3 separate regions of the Homo sapiens genome follow, and regions 2 and 3 are each linked to region 1. Evidence: chromatin loops called from intact Hi-C (ENCODE). Cell type or tissue: K562. All regions are shown on one strand. Region 1 holds the start of LOC105375363 (a long non-coding RNA gene). Region 2 overlaps MAGI2 (membrane associated guanylate kinase, WW and PDZ domain containing 2). Region 3 overlaps MAGI2 (membrane associated guanylate kinase, WW and PDZ domain containing 2).

Region 1 (8,000 bases):
CTCAAAAAAAAAAAAAAAACAAACTTCTTGAAGCTGGGCGCAGTGGCATGTGCCTATCGTCCCAGCTACTCAGGAGGCTGAAGTGGGAGGATTATTTGCGCCCAGAAATTTGAGGCCACAGTGTGGTATATCATCTGTCAATAGCCACTGCACTACAAACTGGGCATCCTAGCAAGAACCTGTATCTCCAAAAAAAAAAAACTTGAAAAGTGATTAAGACTATCCACGTGTTTTTTCTTACTGTTTCTGTCTACTTCCTAATCTGCAGATCTGCAAATGGAATAAATGCAAATGGGATAAATGCAAAATGGAATAAATGTCTGGCAGAAGTCAGAATCTGGAATTTTTACCAATTTTGTCCAATTTAATTTTACAGTCAACTTGATCAGCTACTGAGGTGTGTTGGAAGTCATAGCCACAATATTTTGCAGCTCCTCCCATCAAGGTAGTGTTTGTTTTCCCAGCCCTAGTATTTGAGCTGGCCTTGTGCCTTGCTTTAACCAATAAAATGAGCAGATGTGTTTCTGGGCTGGTTCTGAGACCTTAAGAGACCTTCTGCTTCAGTCTCTTGGGGTCCTGCTGGCATGTAAAGAAGCTCAGGCTAAGCCATGGACGGATGAGAGACCACGTGGGGAGATTCCCAACAAGTCCCAACCCACATCACATGGAAGAAAGTCATACAGCAGCGCCCTCATGCAGAATGGTGAGAAATCATTAAGTGTTCTTTTAAAGTTATGTTTTATAGTAGGTTTCTAATTTATTATTTTTTCAGATGTAGAGATGGGGCCTTGCTATGTTGCCCAGGTCGGTCTTGAACTCCTGGCCTCAAGCAATGTTCCCATTTCACCCCCTCATCGTGCTAGGATTACAGGCACGAGCCACTGCACCTGGCCTACGGTAGTTTATTATGCAGCAATGTATGACACAAACAATTACAATAATGGAGAACAGAACATAAGTTAAATCTACAAATATTTCATGTAGATTCTACTTTTTTCCTATCCACTATCACTTTTCCACTGTTTGTAGGTGTATAAAATCACCTTGTGTGTCCCTTCTCTTTTCCTTTCCACAGCACGGTACTGGTAATGAACAGCAAAAATGTCAAAAGGCTGTAGCTAAATGCCAAAGAATTTCCAAAGTCTTAAGCCTTAAATAATCAGAAATGTGCCTGCATGTTTGATAAAACTCTCTAAGAAGCTCTTAAGTCTGGGAAAGCATTTACCCAGACTGTAAAATAGAAAGGCATTCTAATAGTCCTTTTAGCAATTATGTTTTTTAAGGCTAGAATGATATATACACATAATGATTTTTATTGTGAAAGTCTTAAGCCCATGATTGGGAGTTAGCACAAGTCTAAAAATCCTTCTTTTTTTTTTTTTTTTGAGACAGGGTCTCACTCTGTCACCCAGGCTGGCATGCAGTGGCCCAGTCTCGGCTCACTGCAACTTCCACTTCCTGGGTTCAAGTGATTCTCCTGCCTCAGCCTCCCGAGTAGCTGGGATTACAGGCACGTGCCACCATGCCTGGCTCATTTTTTTGTTTTTTTTTTTTGTAGAGACAGGATTTCACCATCTTGGCCAGGCTGGTCTCAAACTCCTGACCTCAAATAATCCACCCACCTCGGTATCCCAAAGTGCTGGGATTAGAGGTGTGAGCCACCGTGCCCAGCCTCCTTTTTATTTAAATGTCTCAAAACAATTATTTGAGAATTTCTAATAGGCAATGCTGTATCCACTGCCTACAACTTACTTATGTAGCAAGCGTCCATATGGTGCTCACTGTGTCCACATACTGTTTTAAGTAAATCATTTAACTAACCATATAGGCACTATCTTCAATCTCCATTTATAGATTTGGACATCAAGTTAAAGAGAGAAGTTAAGTAACTTGTCCTAGGTTACAATGCAGGGAAGATTTGTTCCCTCTATACTAGATGAAGGATGTGGGAGAGGAGGCGGGACTGGAGTTAGGTGATATTATATATTGAAGTAACAGCTCTGTTTAAGTAATTCTTCCCAGGAAATTAACCATGAGAGCATAAAGGCCTTAGCATTTGACATCTATTATGTAGCTCCAAGCTTTCTACCTTATCTGTCACTCCCACCGCTCCTCCACCCTAACCTTCAACCAGAAATTTAGCCCCCAAATATACCTTGGAATTTTCCAACTCTGTGCTTTGCTCCTTTGGCCCCACCCTGACCACTTTCTCCAAAAGCAAAAGTAGAGTGACATACCTTTCAAAGTCCACCAAGTTTACTTTGTTTATAAAGCCTTCCTACTTCTCCATGTACCACTCCCTTGACCTCTGGCAGAATCAGCTGCTTTCTCCATCAGGCTTCCTTAGCTCTTGTATTCTGTGCAGTTTTTCCACATCATTTAAAATTAGCTGTTTATAAAATATGTCTTCCACATTTGCTTGCAAGCTCCTTGAGGGCCTAACCTGATTTTCTGCTTACAGGTGGACCCAGATGCACATAACTTGCAAAGAAATTGTCTGAAAGGAGGTGGCCGTCAGTCAGAGTGAAGAAGGTACCCTTTTCAGACTGTTACATGAATTTTAAATTCCAACACTTTGGGCAGCTGAGGTGGGAGGATCACTTGAACCCAGAAGTTCAAGACCAGCCTGGGCAACATAGCGAGACTCCATCTCTGAAAAAGAAAAAAAAATTAGTGGGACATGGTGGCGTGCACCTGTAGTCCCAGCTAGTCAGGAGGCTGAGGCAAAATAATCACTTGAGCCCAGGAGGTCAAGACCGCAGGGCGTCATGATTGTGCAATGCAGTCCAGCCTGAGCAACAGAATGAGACCCTGTCTGAAAACAAACCAACCAACCACTTCTAGAAGCACTTGCATATAGTGAAGAATTCATAATTGAGTGGCAGAGAGACAGATTATGAGGCATCCTTCCTGATGGAGTGTTTTATAGGAAAGGTAATGTGGCTCTGGAACTAGCGGCTGTAGGGGCTGGCTTCCGGATCCTGGCATCAACAGCATGTTTTGATAGCCCAGGTCTATAAAGTGGATTTGTGAGTCACTCCTGAAGCTCAGCCTGTACACTGTTTCTTTTTTCTTTTTTTTTTTTTTTGAGATGGAGTCTCTCTCTGCCGCCCAGGCAGGAGTATAGTGGCACGATCTTGGCTCACTGCAACCTCCGCCTCCCGGGTTCAAGCAATTCTCCTGCCTCAGCCTCCTGGGTAGCTGGGACTACAGGCGAGGGCCACCACACCCAGCTAATTTTTGTATTTTTAGTAGAGACAGGGTTTCACCATATTGGCCAGGCTGGTCTCAAACTCCTGACCTTGTGATCTGCCCACCTCGGCCTCCCAAAGTGCTTATACGCTGTTTCTTTAATCTGACAAATTTTATGATATACCATGTAATAAGTCCCTTTTGGCTTAAACCAGCTAAGGGTAGATTTTACCTCTGCGTTGAACCCAGACCAATGCATCTCCTCTAAGAAAAATTATTGTCAATAATTCTCAAACAATCGCCTCTCTAATTTAAAAAGCAAAGTAAATTCAGTTAACTTGTTAACAATTTCCTGAGTTCATAAAACACATATTCCAGGAAGATAAGCCTTTTTTCAAACAAAGAATTCATAGAGCTATTTCACATTTACATTGTCTAAACTTTCTAAAAATAAGTGTTTTTCAGACATTTAAAAATTAATCCAGGCAGGGTGTAGGGGCTTGTGCCTGTAATCCCAGCACTTTGGGAGTCTGGGGCAAGAGGATTGCTTGAGCCCAGGAGTTCAAGACCAGCATTGGCAAGATAGTGAGACCCTGTCTCTACGAAAACATTTTTAAGGCTTGGTGCAGTGGCTTATGCCTGGATTCCCAACACTCTGGGAGGCTGATGCAGGTGAATCACTTGAGGTCAGGAGTTCAAGGGCAGCCTGGCCAACATGGCAAAACCCCATCTTTACAGAAAATAAAAAAGTTAGCCAGGCGTGGTGGCGCACATCTGTAATCCCAGCTACTAGGAGGCTGAGGCAGGAGGTAGAGGTTGCAGTGAGCCAAGATCACACCACTGCACTCCACTCCAGCCTGGGCAACAGAACGAGACTCCATCTCAAAAAAAAAAAATGTTTTTTAATTAGCTGGGTTAATTTTTTAATTAGTCTCTAGTCCCAGCTACTCAGAAGGCTGAGATGGGAGGATCTCTTGAGCTTGGAAGCTCAAGGCTGCAGTGAGCCATGATCATGCCACTGCATTCCAGCCTGGGTGACAGAGTAAGACCTTGTCTCAAAAATAAAAATAAAAATTAATCCATGTTTATTAAGACAATTTTTAAGATGATTTTTGAAAGGTAATTTACGTTATCTCAGCAAAATTTTCAATAATGTGAACTACAAGGCATAAATCTTTAGCAAAAAGATTTTTATTCAATATTTTATTATCAAACATTCAAACAGAAAAGTTGAAAGAATTATACAGTGGGCCATATCATATAATATACTCATCATCTAGATTCTACAATTAACAGTTATTTTTATCACATGTCTAATGATCTATGCATCACTCTATTCATCCATTAATTCATTTTTGTTTATATATTTCAAAGTGATTTGCAAACATGAGTACACTTCACACCTGAACACTTTAGCACAGCAAAAGGATTTTTTTCAGGTATAGTATTTGTCCACTGGAGGGCCTCCAAATGCCATAAAATGCATTAAAAGTAAGTTCATCTGTAGTCCCCAAGAACTGGAGAAGGTCCAGGGAAGGAGATGCATGGAGTGTAAATTGCATCAATTAGGGCAAGAGACTCAATCTGAAATCCAGAAAGAAGATTTCAACATTTTTTATCTTTACCCTCAGAATTTCTCTTCCTCTTTTTACAGCTACTTTCATTGTAAAGGAGAAAATATATCACAGGCCTCTCTCCCCAACAAATGATTTGAGCTCTTGAAGGTAGCAATTCTTTAGACCAGAAACTCAGGAAACTTGAAGTCAAGATGTTGTTATATTTGTGGAAATGAGTTGATGACATAAATTAAATGTTTGTTAGTTTGTTGATTGTTAACTCTCCACGAGGACAGGGATTTAGTTATCACTTGTCCCCAGAATGTAGACAGACACTCGTTGGAACATACTAGTGCTCAATAAATATTTACTGAAGAAATGAATGAATCCAAGTGCTTTATTCCAAGTATAATCTTCACACATTTAATGTCATTACTGATGAAAGTTAAGACAATTAGCCTACTTTTTAGTGTAATAGAAATAGAGCTCAACATAGCTATGTAATATAATGTATACCATTAAATTCCAAAAAGGAAAACAATCTAAAATGTAACTCATTTTTCCAAAAACGTGAAGAAATCTCGAGGATTCCACTGGGAAATTACCTTTAAAAAAAAACAAAAACAAAAACAAAAAGGGCTGTGCACAGTGGCTCATGCCTGTAGTCCCAACACTTCGGGGTGCCGGGACAGGAGGATTGCTTGAGCCCAGGAATTCAAGACCAGTTTGGGCAACCCAGGGAGACCCTGTCTCTACGAAAAATAAAAATTGAAAAATTAGCCAGGCTTAGTGGTGCATGCCTGTGGTCTCAGCTACTTGGAAGGCTGAGGTGACAGGATCACCTGAGCCAGGGAGGTCAAGGCTACAAGTGAATGATGATAATGCCACTGCACTCCAGCCTGAGTAACAGAGCAAGACTTTGTCTCAAAAAAACCCCATAAAATATGGATATAGATTGATTATTGTAGATCTGGAGCTGCAACTACAGAAATGACCATTTTTTGCTATGTGCAGCAGAAGAGTCAGCTTAAGCCTTCCCAGCTTCCGGGGCTCAGCTGGCGCTGCTGGGGCAGGTGCTGCAGAGACTTGTGTTGCTGGGTGGAAGTCGCGCTGCCTTCTGGAGAGGGCCACAGAGAAACTTTCCAGAATGGGCTTCCCAGAAGCAAATGTGAAGTTTTGAAATGGGGCTGAACTTCTGTGAATCCATGGGAACAAGAGCCAGTGGAATTTGAATCGTTCATGTTACTCTCCTTTTGTACCCACAGACTGGTGATACCTGAGGAAATTCAAGTACATTGCAATTTTTTAATTAACTTTTTTTTTTTTTTTTTGAGACGGACTCTTGCTCTGTCGCCTGGGCTAGATGGCGCGATCTCAGCTCACTGCAACCTCCGCCTCCTGGGTTCAAGCGATTCTCCTGCCTCAGCCTCCAGAGTAGCTGGGATTACAGGCGCCCCCCACCACGCCCGTCTAATTTTTTGTATTTTTAGTAGAGACGGGGTTTCTCCATGTTGGTCAGGCTGGTCTCGAGCTCCTGACCGCAGGTGATCCGCCCACCTCAGCCTCCCAAAGTGCTGATATTACAGGTGTGAGACACAGCACCGGGCCTTTTTTTTTTTTTTTTTTTGACAGCGTCTAGCTCTGTCACTCAGACTGGAGTGCAGTGGGACATCATGACTCATTGCAGCCTCTAACTCCTGGCCTCAAGTGATCCTCCCACCTCAGGTTCCCAAGTAGCTGGGACTATAGGTGCACACCACTGTGCCCAGCTAATATTTTTTTATTTATTTTTTTAAGAAATGGGGTCTTGCTTTGTTGCCCAGGCTGTTCTCAAACTCCTAGGCTCATGCAATCCTCCCACCACAGCCTCCCAAATACTGGGATTACAGGCATGAGCCACTGCATGCAGCCTTTAAATTAGCTTTTTTTTTTTTTTTTTTTTTTTTTTGAGATGGAGTCTCGCTCTGTCACCCAGGCTGGAGTGCAGTGGCGCGACCTCGGCTCACTGCAAGCTCTGCCTCCTGGGTTCATGCCATTCTCCTGCCTCAGCCTCCCGAGTAGCTGGGACTACAGGCGCCCGCCACCGTGCCCGGCTAATTTTTTGTATTTTTGGTAGAGACGGGGTTTCACGGTGTTAGCCAGGATGGTCTCGATCTCCTGACCTTGTGATCTGCGTGTCTCGGCCTCCCAAAGTGCTGGGATTACAGGCGTGAGCCACCGCACCCGGCCCAAATTAGCTTTTTAAGGTAATCATTTTCTTTAATACTTCTTTGGCCTAGAAGAGCATCTCCATATTCAGCACAAATTCAGGAAACTAACATATATCTCAAACAGCAGTCAGGGGCTGGGCTCACATCTGTAATCCCAGCACTTTGGGAGGCTGAGGTGGTGGATCACCTGAGGTCAGGACTTTGAGACCAGCCTGGCCAACATGGTGAAACCCTGTCTCTACTGAAAATACAAAAATTAGCTGGGTGTGGTGGCGGGCACCTGTAATCCCATCTACTCCGGAGGCTGAGGCAGGAGAATCACTTGAACCCGGGAGGCATAGGTTGCAGTGAGCCGAGATTGCACCAGTGCACTCCAGCCTGGGCAACAGAGTGAGACTCTGAAAAAAAAAAAAAAAAAAAAAGGGCAGGGAGCAGTGGCTCACATCTATAATCCCAGCACTTTGGGAGGGCAAAGCAGGCAGATCGTGTGAGCTCAGGAGTTCGAAACCAGCCTGGCCAACGTGGTGAAACTCTGTCTCTGCTAAAAATACAAAAATTAGCTGGACGTGGTCGCGCGCACCTATAATCCCAGCTACTTGGAAGGCTGAGGCACGAGAATCACTTGAACCCGGGAGGCAGAGGTTGCAGTGAGCTGATATCGTGCCATTGCACTCCAGCTTGGGAGACAGAGCAAAACTCTGTCTCGAACAACAACAACAACCAAAAAAGAAACAAAAATTAGCCGGGCGTGGTGGCGGGCGCCTATAGTCCCTGCTACTTGGGAGGCTAAGGAAGTAGAATCACTTGAATGAATCTGGGAGGCAGAGGTTACTGTGAGCCGAGATCGCGCCGCTGCACTCCAGCCTGGACGACAGAGAGAGACTTCATCTCAAAAAAAAAAAAAAAAAAAAAAGACCCAGTCTCTACAAAAAATTTAAAAATTACCGGATCATGGTGGTGCCTGTGTGTAGTCCCCTACTCAGGAGGCTGAGATGGGAGGATCACTTGAGCCCAGCAGGTCGAGGCTACAGTGAGCAGTGAT
Region 2 (8,000 bases), 570 kb after region 1:
CAAAAAATTGATGTTGATTTTTCTCTTCAGCAGCTGTTTCAACTCCTGTACACAATCTATCAGTAAGTTCTCTAGCTTGCCAGCTTCATGAGCTCTATGGAGAAAAATAACACAGAACAAGGAAAAATGAAAAACTGCAAACAATAAGTCACATTTCCTGGGTCCTTATTCTGGCAGGCACTTCACATCATGCCATTTAATCCTCACAACAACCACGTGAAGTAGGTTCTCTTAGCATCCCATTTTACAAATGAAGTAACTGCAGATTTAGAGATGAAAAGTAACTTACCCCCAGTCACACAGTCACTAGGTGGCAGAGCTAGGATTTTAAAACTACTTTTGAACCTAAGGTTCTTAATCATTGTTTGTTTTACTGCCCCCAAACACAGTAGGGTTTGAAAATGGCCAAGTGTGAATCTATGAAGGCCCCATCTCTGATTGCTAAGAAAACTAACAGTCACTTTATGTAGAGTCCAAGCTTTGCCATCTGATGCTTCTTAACACATAGGTCCTGTACTGTTGCAGGAAACTTCATGAGCTAACAAATGAAAAGCCAGAAAAGAGAATTTCCTTAGATTAAGAGGGAATTTATACCCAGAACATGGATATTTCTCAAGCCAAAAGGAAAACCAAATAATTAACACTGAGTGAAAAGTGTAATGAAAAGCAAAAATCAAATCAAACCACACCCATAAAAGTTACCCAGGGCTGAAGAGATAAATCAGAAAATAAACAGAAGAAAAATTGTCTCCCTCATGAAACATGGTTATGGGGGGATACTCTGAACAACACAGCTGTCAATATTTCTGTGGATCATAAATAGCCTCTCAATTGTCTGGGCAGTCAAAGGTGAACTGCTCCTGTCTCTGTCTGTTCATACCACAGTTTCTAGGTGTGCGGGTATCACACCTGGGCTTTCATCTTTTAAGACTTTTGAGTTCTAAGCCTGTATGTTTCTTCCTTTACATCAGTCTTCCTTTTAGGAAGATTAGAAAAACATGTATGTTTTCTCACTTTGTTCCCCAGACCATTTGTTCTTTCATTTTTCTTAAAATGCTCTCCACTTTTAAGAGCTTTCTGTACTAAAAAAAAAGTGCTCTCACATACTTGACCTACAGGTTTGAAGAACCACCCAGAGATATATTTAAGAGTTAGCTTTGAGATTTCTGAAAATAGAAATTATATTCTTAAAGTACTTGTAAAGAGGGAAGACATAAATAGTGGTGACAGCAATCCAATTTAGGGGAGAGGATAACTACCTCAAAAGTTCTGAAACTTTAAAGAAATATTAACAAGTTATGTTATCAAATAGTTCAAAGAAATAGTAACCAATAAACTGAAAATTTCAAAATATTAATATACTAAATAATCAAAAATAACCATTAAAAATGTTGATAAGGACTTAACAAGATAATTTACCTCACCAAAACCATTTACTGTAATGCCACAAGCCTCCCTATTTTATGATTTATGGCCAATATTTTATACTGCCCCTTTTTTTTCACAATGAAAACAGATTTATGGTATAAAAGCTAGTAGAAACCCAGAAGAGAATTTATGCATTTTTGAATCCAAAACTAAAAAGGGAACAGATGAGTATAAAATATCACTATTATATTCATCATCATTATTGTCTATTTTTATTAAAGCCACTGCTTTTCCCAGGCATGTAGGGCACTTTTAAAATAAAATTGCTCCATGTTTAAGCTTACCGACTTGGTACAATTGACTTGCAGAAGCAATTGCTCTCCTGAACATTTATTATCCCTTGGACCAAAATCATGTAAAGCCTTGGACTGCTTGATTCAAAGGCAAATGTTAGGGTAACGCTTTCTCATTCTCAATTCTACAGAGTACGTAGATTTCATTGTGAAATAGAATGGTTTGTTCAGTTGGCATTTTTGGAGTTTTGGATTGATTTGCCTCATCTGGGAATTGGAGTACAGGAGCAATGAACAATGTAGAATTTATGCAGAAACCAAACATTTTATTTATTTTATTTTCTTTAGGATGATTAAAAGTAAAGTTTTTACCTATGTGACTTGTGAGGTGAGTTATCAGGTTGTGTGGGAAAAAAGCTCTCCACTCGTTAGTCTTCGTACTCACTTAGTTTTACACAGTGAGTTATAAGTGCTCTTTTTTTGACCAGGCGCGGTGGCTCATGCCTATAATCCCAGCACTTTGGGAGGCTGCGGTGGACAGATCACTTGAGGTCAGGAGTTTGAGACTAGCCTGGCCACCATGGGGAAACCCTGTCTCTGCTGAAAACACAAAGATTAGCCGGGCATGGTGGCGTGTGCCTGTGGTCCCAACTACTTGGGAGGCTGACGCAGGGGGATGGCTTGAGCCCAGGAGGTGGAGGTCGCAGTGAGCCAAGATCAAGCCACCACATTCCAGCCTGGGCAACAGAGTGAGACTCTGTCTCAACAACAACAACAGCAACAACAACGTAAATTTTTTTTTTTTTTTTTCACCAAATAGTTCCCCTTTTTGTTTTGGAGGAAGTGTATCAGGTAAATAACAGACAGTTTTCCACCTTTGTCCTATTTCAACAGTCTCCATTCCCACCAAGGAAAAGCCTCACGGTGAATGGCATTTTTGGAAGTCCATGTCTCTACCGTCACTCAGCATCAAGTCACTGAAGATGCTGGGCATTCCTCCATGTTCTCAGGACCCCAGACTGTCATTCCCAGCAGAGAAATAGGTCCTGAGGTCTGGCTGCTACCCCCGCCTTCCCTCTGCTCACCTCACCTCCAACTTACACAGAATTGGCTCTGCTGGCCCAGTCCCTGCAGATATCCTGGAAGCAAACTACCTGCCGGCCTGGCTTCTGCACACTGCTTCCCTGGAGTCTTTCTTTGGGATACTGCACAAACTGCTGTAAGACCCAAGGCTGATTACTCATCAGAGATCACTTGTCAGCTGCAGCAGCCTTTCAGCTTGAATTCTTACCCCCTTATTTTCTGAGATTCCAAGTTTTTGTTTATCCCCGTGAGCAGGTTGCCTCTCAGACCATTGCTAGAAACACTATGCCTTGGTTTATCGTCAGTAGAGCCAACCAAGATGATTGTCTAGTGAAGACCCTTCCCACATTTAATTTTTTTATTTATAGATAATTTTTTTTTTTGAGACAGGGTCTTGCTCTATTGATTAGACTGGAGGGCAGTGGCACAGTCACCATTCACTGCAGCCTTGGCCTCCTGGTCTTAGGTGATCCTCCTACCTCAGCCTCCCGAGTAGCCAGGACTACAGGCATATGCCAACATGCACCTGTATTTGTGTTTTTTGTAAAGATGGGGTTTTACCAGAAAAATGTTTTGAGCACTTACTATGTATCTGGCTCCATGTGTTCACATTTCTGCACCTCAGAGTTTTAGAAATAGAACTGCTTTAGGCACAGTTCCAAAAGCAAAATAGCCTGAATATTTGTTGGGGTGAGAGTGCTTCAAAACCAAGTCCATATTTGGCAAGGACTGACCAGAGAGAGGTCAATTTCTTTCTAAACAGTCCAGTCCAGACAGCATTCTGCGCATGGGCTTCTTTTCGCCCTAGTCCACTTCTTGCTGAGTGATTAAAATATTTCTAGATAAATTAAAATTCTTCTTTTAGTCCTTTGAGTGTCCAAGGCAGATCTTGTTTTCTGCAATTCTTTGCTCCTGCAGCCACATTGTACAACGCCGAGGGTGCTGTTCACATGATAGATAAGTCTAAGACAGGGAGTGCTTCTCAAACAATCTCTGGCAAAGACCAGTTTTTAAAAAAATTCAAATCCAAAAGCCAAATGTTTGTAAAGAAAATTATTAGAAAATTAAAAGAGAAAAATATAAGCCCCTGTTTTAAAAATTGATTCAACTGATATAAAATTACTCATGTCAATTTGCCATATGAGTTTTTAATGCTTAATTTCAATTTTTTATGTCTTTCTTTGAGCACTGGTGACAGGTTTCTGGACCACTCCCAGTCAATATGCCACCCTCACAGGTCTAGGTCATAGATTCTGTGCGAATGGTGCCCCCTACCGGTGTGCAGTGCAGTTTAACTGAATGTCAGAGAGTGACTGCAGAAAGTATACAAATGTTTAAAAAAAAAAAAAAAAAAGTGGCCAGCAGGAACTTCTCTCAAATGAGGCTTTGGCATGATAGGCAAATTAATGGATTATAGACAAAATACAGGCATTACTCTCCTTATTTCAACTTTATAGCTGAGCCTTGAGACCAATTTGGAGTTGGGACTTTACATTCATGCTCGTTAGTGATTCAGTGCCACTGGCAGCGAATGAGACCTTTTTCAGTTAATTCAGATATTCTGGCTGAAGTCCAACCCTGGTAATTGCCTCGGCCTACGTGAATGTCTCCCACCACCGAAATTATATTTCCTCTCTTAAACTACCGTGTAATATCACGGTCTGCCTTTGAATAGCTGCCATTGTAAGCTTTAGAGGTAACTACCTTTTCCTGCCAGGTAAAACAATTTTAAAATGCACTGTGCGTGTGTATGTATATATGTACGTATTTCTCTGTGAGGCTTATGAACATATAAATGGCTTCTCAAGGAAGAAACTGTTAGGTAAATGTACAGTCAGATTGACACTTTTAACAGAACTAGAGTTTCACTGGACATTTGCACAACAAGGCTGAGGGGACCATGGAAATGAGTTTTCTGTAAATCAGATGTGAATGCCAATAATTGCAGGGTTGGGACATGCATGATTAAATGCATGGGTTTTAAAATCAGATTTTAGTTTGATTATAGATATTTTGTGGGACAGCATCATTAAAAAGAGAGACTTAAAAGAGCTTTAAGAAAAGTTTAGGGCATAAATCTATTCAAGGCTTCCACCCTCTCCACAATTTTGGTGTTTCTATTCTTTTCTTGTACAGTTGGTGTAAAAAGGGCTGTAAAAGTATAACTCTCTGAATATTCATTTAAAAATAGTTTCTTAGATATATTTTTCCTTTTTGAGTCTGATTCCACATTGTTGTCAGTCATTTTTCTAACACATGTTCTTGATATGTTGATAAAACACCTACACTGGTCATCATCATTGCTCATTAGAGTAAGTCTGGACTCTCTTGCTGGGCATTCAAGGCCCTACCGGAGGATCTGTCCCTATTTCAATTACCCAACAGTATCTTGATTACATCCCAGTATGAACTTTCACCAGAGTTCTGCTCATCAAAGAACTTCTCTAACTGGACCTAGTCCATCTCACCTCTAAGGTCTCATGACTCACAGAGCTACTCAAAGTGGGAAGTCCTTTTCCCCCTTCTCTGTCCATTTAACCTTAAATCCTTGTCCACCTTTAATCTCACCTTCAGGCGATTCTTTTCCTAAGTTCCTCTCACTTTTATTTGCATCATAGGATTTAGACTTTAAGTATATTTCTCTTTTAATATTTATTGGATATTTCATGTGCATGAACTCCACCTTCCTAATGAAATGATGTTCTCTTCACAGGCATGAGTGAAATAGAAAAATATAATTTCCCCCCTTCTTGTTGTGCAGAAAGCCTGGGTAATCCTCCCCTCCACTTCTCATTTGTCACTCTTGTCTTCTCTGTCACCTGAGGAAGTTGTGTCATAGAAATACCATACTGCCTTCTTACTCAGTTGTGTGTGTGTGTGTGTGTGTGTGTGTGTGTGTTTTAAACCCTTAGAAGCATCATTGGTTATTGTGAATGCCTAGACAACAGACTGGCAAAATTTTTCTGTAAAGAGCCAGACAGTAAATATGTTAGGCTTTGCAGGCTACATGATCTCTGTTGCAACTACTCAACTCTGCCCTCACAATGCAAAAGCAGCCATTGAGAATGCTCAAACCAATGAGTGTGGCTGTGTTCCAATAACATTTTATGGACATTGAAATTTGAATTTTGTACAACTCCTACCTGTTACAAAAGAGTATTCTTCTTTTAACATTTTAAGACATTTAAAAATGTAAAAACCATCCTTAGCTCAAGAGCCATACAAAAGCAGATGGTGGACTGAATTTGGCAAGAGCCATGGTTTGCTGATCTCTGACCTAGATCACTGTTTCCTAAGTTGCGGTCCCTAAACCATCTGCATCAGAATCACTTAGGGTTACGAGTTTATAGAAAATATAAATTATGGAACCAGTGAAGGAGAATTTCTGAAGAAATGAAGGCTATTAACCAATAGTTGTGGCTCACCACATCTAGAATGGTTATGATGGGTTGGCCTTTTGAGTTAGTATTTGGGAATCAGTAAGCAAGGTTCTAACAGGAAGGGGCAATGATAGAGCAGGTTCCTTAGAGACCCATTTTACAAGACTCACAACCCAAGAGGGGCAACATCAACAGCAGAGACTCCATGCTTTAAATCAGCATTTTAGAAATTTTTTAGATGCTGAAAATACAAAACTCAGGGTTTCCGAGTGTTTATATTTAAAATACTTGTTATTGAGAATATCAGTAGATGTGGCAAATCTTTATTTAACTAAAAGTCAGTAAAAGTAGAAATATATTTATGGGGAAGGAAAAAAACACTCATTAAATATAATGTATATGAGACTAAAATGTAAATAAGAAAAGATCTTTATGATCCTGCCCACATTGAAAACCTTTGTAGCTGAGGCCGTTGTTACCTATGGTGAATTCCAGAGTAATTATTTCATTATGAGGAAACAGTTTTGAAGGGAAGATGTAACATATTTCTTGGATAACTTCATTTACCTAATACACTAGATTATAACATAAACATCTTCTAGGAAGGTGGAGACCATCTAGAATCTCGTGCCCACAGGGGCCTTTCGGCCAATGCAAATCAATTGAGGCTGGAATATGGCTCTGCCTGAGCAGAGTAGATTTGATGGTTTCTGATCTATAGACCATCATGACACACATTTTGCAACTTATTCCCAAACTCAAAAGAAATGGATGAGGGGAGAGAATGGGAATGGTCTGTTAACTGGGGACTCTAACTGCCAACACCAGCCAAGATTTATTGAGCACAGCTTTTGCACCAGGCACTGTGCTAAGTGCTCTATGTGGATTTTCTTGTTTAGTCCTTGTAATTAGCACACTGATAGCTCCATTAGAGGTAAGGAAACTGAAGTTTGGAGATCCTAAGATACATGTGGCAGATCACACAGGCCAAGTGAACACCAAGATTTGAACTCAGGGCCTGTGTCCTAACAACCATGCTGGGCTGCCTCCCAACACCTTCACTTTGCAAGGAAATCAGGCTTTGGTGGGTTTTCTTTCACTCTAGCTGAGGAAGAAACCACATACTGGGCTCTGTGTGGATTCTGGACAAATGGGGCGAGCTTCACGTCAAAAAGGCCAGCACTATGGTGTGGCACTGTGCTAGGTCAGGAGGAGACAGCCCGTGGTCCTGCAAGGACACTGAGCCTGTGTGACAGCTCTGGATCACTCTGCCAAGGAGGGATAGGCTGTTTTGGCCTTTTACAGTAATATTTGTTTTGGAACCAGTAAGCCAGGTTCCTAAATAGGAAGGGACGATGACAGAGAAGGGTCCTTGTGATCTATCTTACAAGACCTCCAACCCAAGTGGGAGACACCAATAGAAGTCACTGCAGGTGTCATAAGAGAGAGCTCCTGGATTCTGGCAGAAGTGGTCAAGCATGTCAGATGAAAACTGAGACTCCAGACACAGATTCGGAGGATCCCCAGCCATTCTTGGCCAAGAGGTCCACCAATATCTAGTAAACAGGGATTAGTGACCCACAGAAAAATGACGATTAGAACATGGTTCTAATAAACGTTCAGTTAACAGTGCCTACGTTAACTGTTAGTAAACTGCATATATTTGAATCGACACATTGTCCTTTTTTTTGTCCTTATTAATTTCTCAAGTTAAAGAATGCCTTCAAGTATCGCTCAGGGGAATAGCACTAGAACTAATTAGACCAAACACTGTGCTCATCTCATCATGCCTGATAAGGCAGAGCAGAAAAATTCTCCCTAACACTCGAGGGCACTGTTTTGAATTGCATTAAAGTGTTTTCAGACATTTTGGAGT
Region 3 (8,000 bases), 360 kb after region 1:
AAAAAATTTCAAATAAAGACCTGATTTTTTTTTTCTTCCTTCTCTTGAGAAGTTGGAATACTGTTCCGTACTGGACTTGACAAACAAGGAGCTTTAGAGGAAGGCACACTCACCCTTTGGCCAGTCCCCATCTGAGTCCCTCCTCTGTTCAGAGTTTCCTGCCTATACCTTGGAGACATGAATTCATGATAAGGCCCTGTTCAAGCCAGCAGGGGCCTTGCTGGCTTCCCCCTAGTTCCTGCCTTATCCCTATCCTAGTCCTTTGATCTCTGGCTTCCTATCTTTTGGTGTCTTAGTAATTTGTATTTCTTATTTTAAAATAAGTAGTGCAGGATGAATATTTATATTCCATTTAAACAACATTTTTATATAGGTCTTTTTCAGCTTGCACTGGCCCATTCTCAGATTACTTCATAAAGAACTACATGTGTTACAAATTTCATAATTTTTGTGTTCCATTTTATACATCACCTCTTTCCTTTTATAAAAATGATGCACGATATTAAAAATTTTGTATTGGAATGAAAGATGGACAGTTTGGGAACTTTAGGCCTCCTACTGACAGGTGGAGAGGAGGATCTTGATTAGCGTTGAACTGTTCCTTCCGATCGTCAACTCCTCGATGGCAGGGTTGTAATCACCCAAGGGCCAAGCAGAACTCTCCCTTCCTACCACAGGCATCGCAATACATGACAAAAGCTATATTCAACCATTCATTTTGGACCAGTTCACTGCTGCTTGCTATGTTGGCTTCTGCATGAACTCCTTGGGATTTTGCATGAGAAAATTTCAGAATTAAAAGGAAAAAATGTGATGGAATTTATTACAGATGGATACTTTAAATCCTTTTTGAAAAAAGGTAAAGTATCGATCAATGTAGCAAGCAACAGAAATATACAGCCAATTCATGAATGATGTAGTAACCTGACAAGCAAATATCAACAAGACTGAGAAAACTGTTTACTTAGGCCAAAAAAGCCAATGATCTTTCCCATGTAATGCCACTGCTTTTAGATTCAAGTTTCAAAAAAGTCCTATTTGGGGCATTAAAACTTATACTTCCAAAAATAAAAAAAGTCGATGAAAACTGCAGTTTTGAAAAACTAAGTTAACCCCCAGTAATAATCTATTTCAAATTAACACACAGCCTATATAGTTGGAAAAAGAAAAGATTTTTGGATATATATTTTATTTGACAGTGTTTTAGAATATCATACAGTAAACAAGATTTCTGTAAAAGTTAATTTATCCATAGTGGTACGTTTCATAAAAATAGTTGCTCACTTACAGTCTTTCTGTGACTATTAATACATGGAATTATATTTATAGAGATACAGCTGTACAGGGTAAATTCACAGCTAACACTACACAAATATTATTTGGAATGGGATTTAGATGATGTGCTGTCTTCACAGGTTATGGATTACAGCCGCATAAAGCAATTACTGCACAAGTAGTAGCTGTGAACTGTGCAAACTAGAGTTTATGCCAGTGTAATCTCAATTTTTTTTTCCTTTTGTAATACATGGAAAATAAAGTCAGAGGATACAGTACCAGGACGTGCAGCTACACTACAGAAGCATTGTCCAAAACCAGATTCAATAAATTAATGGCAAACTATACTGGATTTCTAGTCCAGGGGAGAAAGACTAATTGAGATTAAACCAAAAGCATTATAAACTGCTACAAGTGTTTGTGCTTTTGTTTACGATGAATGGGTTTCATTTTTGGAAATTGCTTTTACAAGCTGCAAGATCCTTCACTTGAGGCTTTCAGCCTTATTCTCCTCCTGTCAAACAACTAAACTACTCCGATGTTTGATGAAAATTAAACTGCTACTCAGGATACTGCAATTACAAGGAGAGGGAATGATCAGCCCAGGGAGGCTATTACGTGTGACCTTTGAGATGGACCTGATCGCCCCTTTTACTTTTTAGACTACAAGTGCAGGGAGGTGGAGCTTATTTGCATTTGAACTCCTGTAAAGAGTAAGAATATGGAAAGGATGAAGCCTCATTCATTCGGGCATATTAAAAAGAAATTGCCTTCAGAAACACTTTGCCTTTTAATATGTGTAGCTACAGTAAGTACCAATGGCTAATTAATTGAAGCTAACATTTTACAAAGAAATGCTAAAACAGCAGGGAAGAAAGGCAAGACTTAGAATTTTACTAGGAGGTCAATCATAGATCCATGAAGATAAACATCTAGAAGTTGCTAACAAAATAAAGTGGCAAGGAATACAAGACGAAAGAAAACTAATGGAAACAAAAGGACAAAGGGTAAGGAAAGAAGGATAAGCAGAAAGGAATGCTAAAAAGACTCACGTTCTTTAATGAAAATAAATTGATTGTAATTTTTTAATATTATAATCTGAGAAATATAAGACAAATACTCTGCCTCTGCTCTGTCAAAGTGCAAATGAAGTCATGGAGACAGGGTTTAAAATAAGACAATAAAATAAGTGAAATCACATTGCTGACAAAGAAGCTATCCATCTCTGCTAGCCTGGGACGACAGAAAAGCCTCTTCATAAAGGAACTGCAGCGTTGCCTATCTTGATTAAACAAATTGTGGTCCTTCAATTATAAAATTCATATTTTAGAGAAAAACCAATTAAGATCTATGAGCTAAACTGCAAAATTCTGACTTATGGCAAACTGTTCCCTAGGATACAATTTTTAAAACCTTTTTTTTCTACCACTGAAAATGTACAGAAATATGATTTGATCACAGAAAGGGCAATAAAAATGGCATCACACCAAGAAACTCACTAGATTTCTAAGTCATCCTGCAGGAGGCAGGGAACGCTGCTGCTAACACCGAGGATGGATGCCAAGGGTGAGCCATGGAAACATGTCATGGGTGAACGGTTCCGAATGTGTCAAAGAAACCCTTTAACCCCTGTCTAGATATGTCGAGAACAATTTATTTACAACGCTTTAGATCAATTAAAAGATATAATCTTGTCTCAGTTTCAGCTTGCTCCGTGCAGTTTGATTTTTAAGGCGATATTCCAGTTTGTGATTGCTCTTAACTTTGTCCTGTTTCTTGATATAAAGTTTGGATGACATCCAAGTCCTTCATGCAGTGGGGAGGAATATTTTTTTTTCTTAAACTAAAGCTACACTGCACTGTCTCTCTGTGATGTTCTTCACGTTATTTTGGTTCTTCCATAGCTGCCAAAGCCCCCACAAGGGAACCGGGGGCTTTAGGATCAGTTTAGGTCTGCGCGTTGATGCGATGCCGCCCAAGCACACCGGACACGTGGGACTTCACGTCGATGCTCCCAGGCCTTGGTGCCTCGTGGATCTATGCGTGTGACAGTGAAAATAAATTAAAACGCCGTGAGACGGAACCTAAGAAGAACTGCCTGCGCCGGGGCGGGCGGGTTGGCCGTGGCCGCGCGGCTCATCTGCTGGCGGCCGAGGCGCCGGGTTTGAGGACGCTGGGCAGCTTGTCAGAACCCGGCACCTTCCAGGGCCCCGGCGCGACGGCGGCCTTGCGCGCCGGGGCGCCCCCCGGGGGTCGCGGGCCCGGCCGGGGACCCGCGCGCGCACCCGCCCTGCCCTCGGCCTCCAGCGCGCCGCTGCCGCCGCCGCCCGGGCCGGCAAACGCCGGCGCAGCCCCCGGGCCTTCGCGCCGGCAGAGCTCGGAGCCCGCCGCCGCACGGGGCGCCTCCTTCCCGCCCGCCCGCGCCGCGTCCGCCGCGTCTGCCGCCGCGAGCCCGGGCGCCCTGGCCTCCGAGGCGGGCCTGCCGGCCTCGGGCCGCCCCTGGCCGCCGGGCGCCTCCTCGAGCCTCGGCCGCGCGGCCCTCTGCGGACTCGCCGAGCGCTCCCTCTGCTCCCCGAGGCGCTGCTTCTTCTGGCCGCAGGCTGAAAGCTCCTTTGGTTTCCTAACGTCGTGTTCCCGTTTGATATCCCAAGTTGGGCCTGGGCTTATCTGGTGGGAAGGGTCGGAGGGTGGGGCTGGATGTGATGGAGAGAATGGAGCGAGGCCGTCGTCCAGGGAGACGCCTACTTCCGGCAGACCTGGGGCGGCGGCAGCGGGAGAACTCCAGGGGGCGGGTTCGTCTGTGGACGGGAAGCACAGGCGTTAGCAGTGGCGCACGCAGGACGTCCCCGTGCCCTCTCTACGCCGGGGACAGGGGCAGGCAGCTGGGGCGATTGCTCTCAGGGGCCGGAGCCACCGCCGCCCCCACCCCCACCCCCACCCTCACTGCCGAGAGGGCAGCGGCCGCGCCCCCGGGGATTTGGGGGTTCCCTCCGCCCCGCTTAGCCCCCACGCCCCGAACCTCGTCCGTGGACCGGGGAGGCCAACGCGAAGCCCAGGCCTAATCCCTTCGCCTTGGCCCTGCTAACTTCCGGGGGTGTTCTCGGGCCTGATAGTCCTGTATAGACAGCTCACTTGACAGCCCTTGAATAAATGGGTCTCCAACTCGAGTAGACCTTGGAATCACCAGGGTGGTGGTGAAAAATACAGATTCCCCGGGAGGAGCAGGCCCGGAGGTTTCAGCAGCACGGGGCCCAGGAAGTCCTCTGTATTTTTATCAGGCACCCATTCTGAAAAAGGTGGCCTAGCAGGGGTGTCCAATCTTTTGGCTTCTTTGGGCTACATTAGAATTGTCTTGGGCTACACATAAAATACACTAACGATAGCTGATGGGCTCAAAAAAAAAAGGTCCATGCATAAATCTCATAATCTTTTAAGAAAGTTTACAAATTTGTGTTGGGTCACATTCAAAGCTGGAGGCGGGTTGGACAAGCTTGGTTTAGAGCCAAGCTTTGAGAAACACTGGTCTGGGTTCTCTGGAAGTTGGGAAGTGACGTTCTCAACCAGTAGGTGTCACTCAAAGCATATTCCTAGCTGCTGTCAGTTTCAGAATTTGGATAAATACATTTTAAAACTATCATTTTTTAAAAAAAATCGTCCTTAATTCCATTTTTTTTCTTTGCCAAGTCCGGATGGAACTTAATTCTTTTTAGTACTTCTAACATTATGGAGGGCCCCAGGACTAAGATAATTCTTTCTAGGAAGTCTAGTTCCAACATTTACTTAGGATTTAAGTTACCTACTTCCAAAAAGGATTTAAGACAATTGACAACATCAAAACACATATAAAACAATGATTAAAATGAGAGATGACTTTTTTTTTAAAGCAACAGCTGGTCAGAGGCCAAGTAGAAGGACAGATGTATTAGGAATCTGAGATGAGTTAGCTGCTACTGTGAGCAACAACAGTTCCCTGGAGCTTCTGGCCACTAAGGGGAAATGAAAGCAGGGAAATCCAATTACTGTGAATCCTTGATATTTGTAAGAAATATGTCTCATGACCTTGGAAATGCTCAAATTTTGTGATATTCTAGAGTGTAATTTTTCTTCCACAGAATTGGTATATGGTCATGAGTGGAGAACGAAGAAACCACATTGATAGATTTGAATTCTGGGTGCCAGGTGAGCCTCCCTCACTAGCTAAAAGATTCAGTCCCACACAGCAACCTCAGTGCATGTGATTCAAGCTCTTGCCTCTGTAACGTGTCAGAGGCTGTCAGTGATACTTGTGCATACTCAGTCCATTAATGTCCAGGGTCTACTTTGTTTGAAACTTGAGGGTTCTTATATAGTACCTTTGATACTGATTTATAAAGCAATAAGGAGAGGAAAAGGGCAGTGGCAATGGTTTTCCCAATAATTCTGGCCATCTTTAGAATGGCAAATCAAAAACGTTTCTCATTCTATGTGAAATTCGAATGGAACATTTTGGGCATAATGTTAACCTTCCTTCTTCCATACACTGATGTCCATTATCATTTTCACATGGTAAAATCCTAGAAGTCCTGGAATCTAATCCTGGCTCTGGCATGTATTTACTGGTGACGTGATTTTGGACCAACAACTAAATCTCTCTGAGCCTCAATTTCTTCCTTTATAAGATGGGGATAAAATATCCAACTTTACAGATGTGAGACATACACTTTCTAAGGGAAAGCACTTTGCAATGGGAGGGTCAATCATATTTTTCTTCTGTACCCCACCTGCTGCCTACTTATGGATTGGGCTCCTGTGGAAGCCGCCTCATTAACTAGTACCTTTGCAGGTGAGGTTTTGAATAAGTGCAATAAGGCAGTCATTTCCAGGTGCTGTGATTCCCAGGTGTCATTTTGCTACACCTCAGGTATCCTTGGTTACCTTAAGGAATAGTCTGAAATCCTCAAAGGCAAATATATCCAATGAAAATGAGAATGTGTTCTACTTTTGGGTGGGTTAGAGTTTAAAATCAGACTAACAAATGATAAGTGGTGGCAATCCACCCATCTAGCGAGATACAGCTTAGAAGAGTTAAAAAGTGGTCTTCAAAAGGCCTAACTAGAGGGTAGCTTGTGCAACAGTGATCTCTGACTTGGACCATGGTAATGATATTTCACATTTTAATAGCTCTTTTCCCCATCATTACATCACATATGGTAGAGTTAATTAGCTGGCCTCAAATTACTTCTTAGATAAGGGGAGAAGGTTGATATTACTCACACCATTTCCTGAAGGAGGAATTGAAGTAGAGAGAGGTTAACTAACTTGACCAAGATTACAAAATGGGCCAGTTAGGAGTAAAAATTTGGGTTTCTTTACTCTTTTTACTTAGAAACTGTCCCAAGATGTTACCTTGCAAATAGGATTAAAGTATGTGAAATGGGCAAGAACAGTGGCCACTGCCAACCAACAGGAACCAGATCTTATCCTTAAGCAGAAGACTTAGCATTTATTTCTGAACATCTTACTACATATCTGGCATTGAACTGGAGAGTTCCTATCCAGAAAAATGAAAAAATATTCATCCATCCATCATTAGTTGGCTTCAAATTACTTCTGAGATTCAGGGAGACACTCTTTTCTTTCCCTCCTCCAGTGATTTTTCATATCGTAAAAGGTGAAATTATTCACAAATTCAAAGATTCCTCTTATAAAAGTTTCTCAAGAGTTTGTTTATAGATCATTAAACACTTAACAGCGGGAGAAACTAAAAACTAAAATGTTCCAAGTCACTATGGGTTAAAAATATTAACAAGAAATTAAGATTTACTATATCACAAAGTGATTTAAAAGATGGATATCTATATGAGTGGTTGAATATTTTCATTTTTCTGCACAGGAACTCTTCAGTTCAGTACGAAACATATGGTGTCTGTCCAGGCACGAGCCTGCAAAGCTCCAGGCACGAGCCTGCAAAGCTCTGTAAAGCACAAGGGGCCTCTTCAGTAGGCAGCCCATATCCCACCTTGCCCTATCACCTGCCTCAGCAAGGTGACACAGATTGTGCTGGACAGGAAGAGCCCTTCTCTAAGACTGGAAAATCTAGTTTTTATGAAATCTTGACATATAATAACCAGAAGAGTTCAATTTAGTTCTGCTTCCTTCAGACGATGTTTTTCTCCTTCCTGCCTCCCTGCCTGCCTACCTGTTTCCCTGCCTCCTCCTTCCCTCCTTCCTTCCTTGCCTCCCTTTCTCCTTTTTTGGACCTGGGCGTTGGCTAAAGTGTGTGATCATGTTCATTTATGAGGTGGTTGCCAAGGAAGATGTGCTACACAGCATCGTTCACGTTCTGAGATGCTCTAACTACAATTAGAAATAATAGAGACCCATCCTAGAAGGATGAAATCAGCCATATCTGGCCTGCTGGGATTTATGCAGCCCCTTTGTCCAATGTCCCCAGGCCCAGTGGCTAAAATTAAGAAGGAAAATCCTTTCATTCCAAACTGGCTTCCTCAGCCTGCCCTCTCCACCACTACCCTGGTGAAACTGCTCTAGTCAAGGTTGCCGATGACCTTTCTGATGTGAAATCCAGAGGACTCTGTATTCAACTTAACATAGTTGGCCCTCCACATCTGTGGGTTCTACATCTGCAAATTCAACCAAATGAGGATGGAAAATATTTGGGAAAAATACAAAATAACAATACAACGATTAAAGGTAATACAAATTAAAAACACAGTACAGCAGTTGTT

What was found. Peaks named below come from ENCODE experiments on the same cell type or tissue, not always from the same donor. Only the 100,000 strongest peaks of a DNase experiment are listed, where the experiment ranks them.
Region 2: it touches region 1 in a loop (5-fold over the local background); 3 of 110 quality-filtered maps call a loop at or near these places.
Region 3: a loop joins it to region 1, with 3 times the contacts of the local background. A loop is called at or near these places in 8 of 110 quality-filtered maps.

What each region holds. Positions count from the first base shown.
Region 1 is chr7:77,653,295-77,661,294 of GRCh38, forward strand. APTR (Alu-mediated CDKN1A/p21 transcriptional regulator) reads right to left here. Exons shown (of 2, transcript NR_134254.1): 2 at 4,366-6,024. It overlaps LOC105375363 (a long non-coding RNA gene), which reads left to right and starts at 47. Exons shown (of 3, transcript XR_927695.3): 1 at 47-445; 2 at 565-703; 3 at 2,462-5,127. In K562, a CTCF peak has its summit at 4,649; a DNase peak (open chromatin) is centred at 4,677.
Region 2 is chr7:78,222,241-78,230,240 of GRCh38, forward strand. All of the region lies in intron 10 of MAGI2 (membrane associated guanylate kinase, WW and PDZ domain containing 2), which reads right to left. Among named protein-coding and RNA genes, the nearest start is that of DDX3ILA1, 240 kb to the left of the region's middle. In K562, a CTCF peak has its summit at 4,017 (motif pointing left); a DNase peak (open chromatin) is centred at 3,981.
Region 3 is chr7:78,015,904-78,023,903 of GRCh38, forward strand. It overlaps MAGI2 (membrane associated guanylate kinase, WW and PDZ domain containing 2), which reads right to left. Exons shown (of 22, transcript NM_012301.4): 22 at 1,152-4,073. The coding sequence ends at 3,412. Among named protein-coding and RNA genes, the nearest start is that of DDX3ILA1, 30 kb to the left of the region's middle. RefSeq lists an enhancer at 3,139-3,640 and a silencer at 3,621-3,780. In K562, a CTCF peak has its summit at 4,841 (motif pointing right); DNase peaks (open chromatin) are centred at 3,718, 4,038, 4,358, 4,808 and 2 weaker places; H3K4me3 peaks cover 2,350 bases; H3K27me3 peaks cover 440 bases.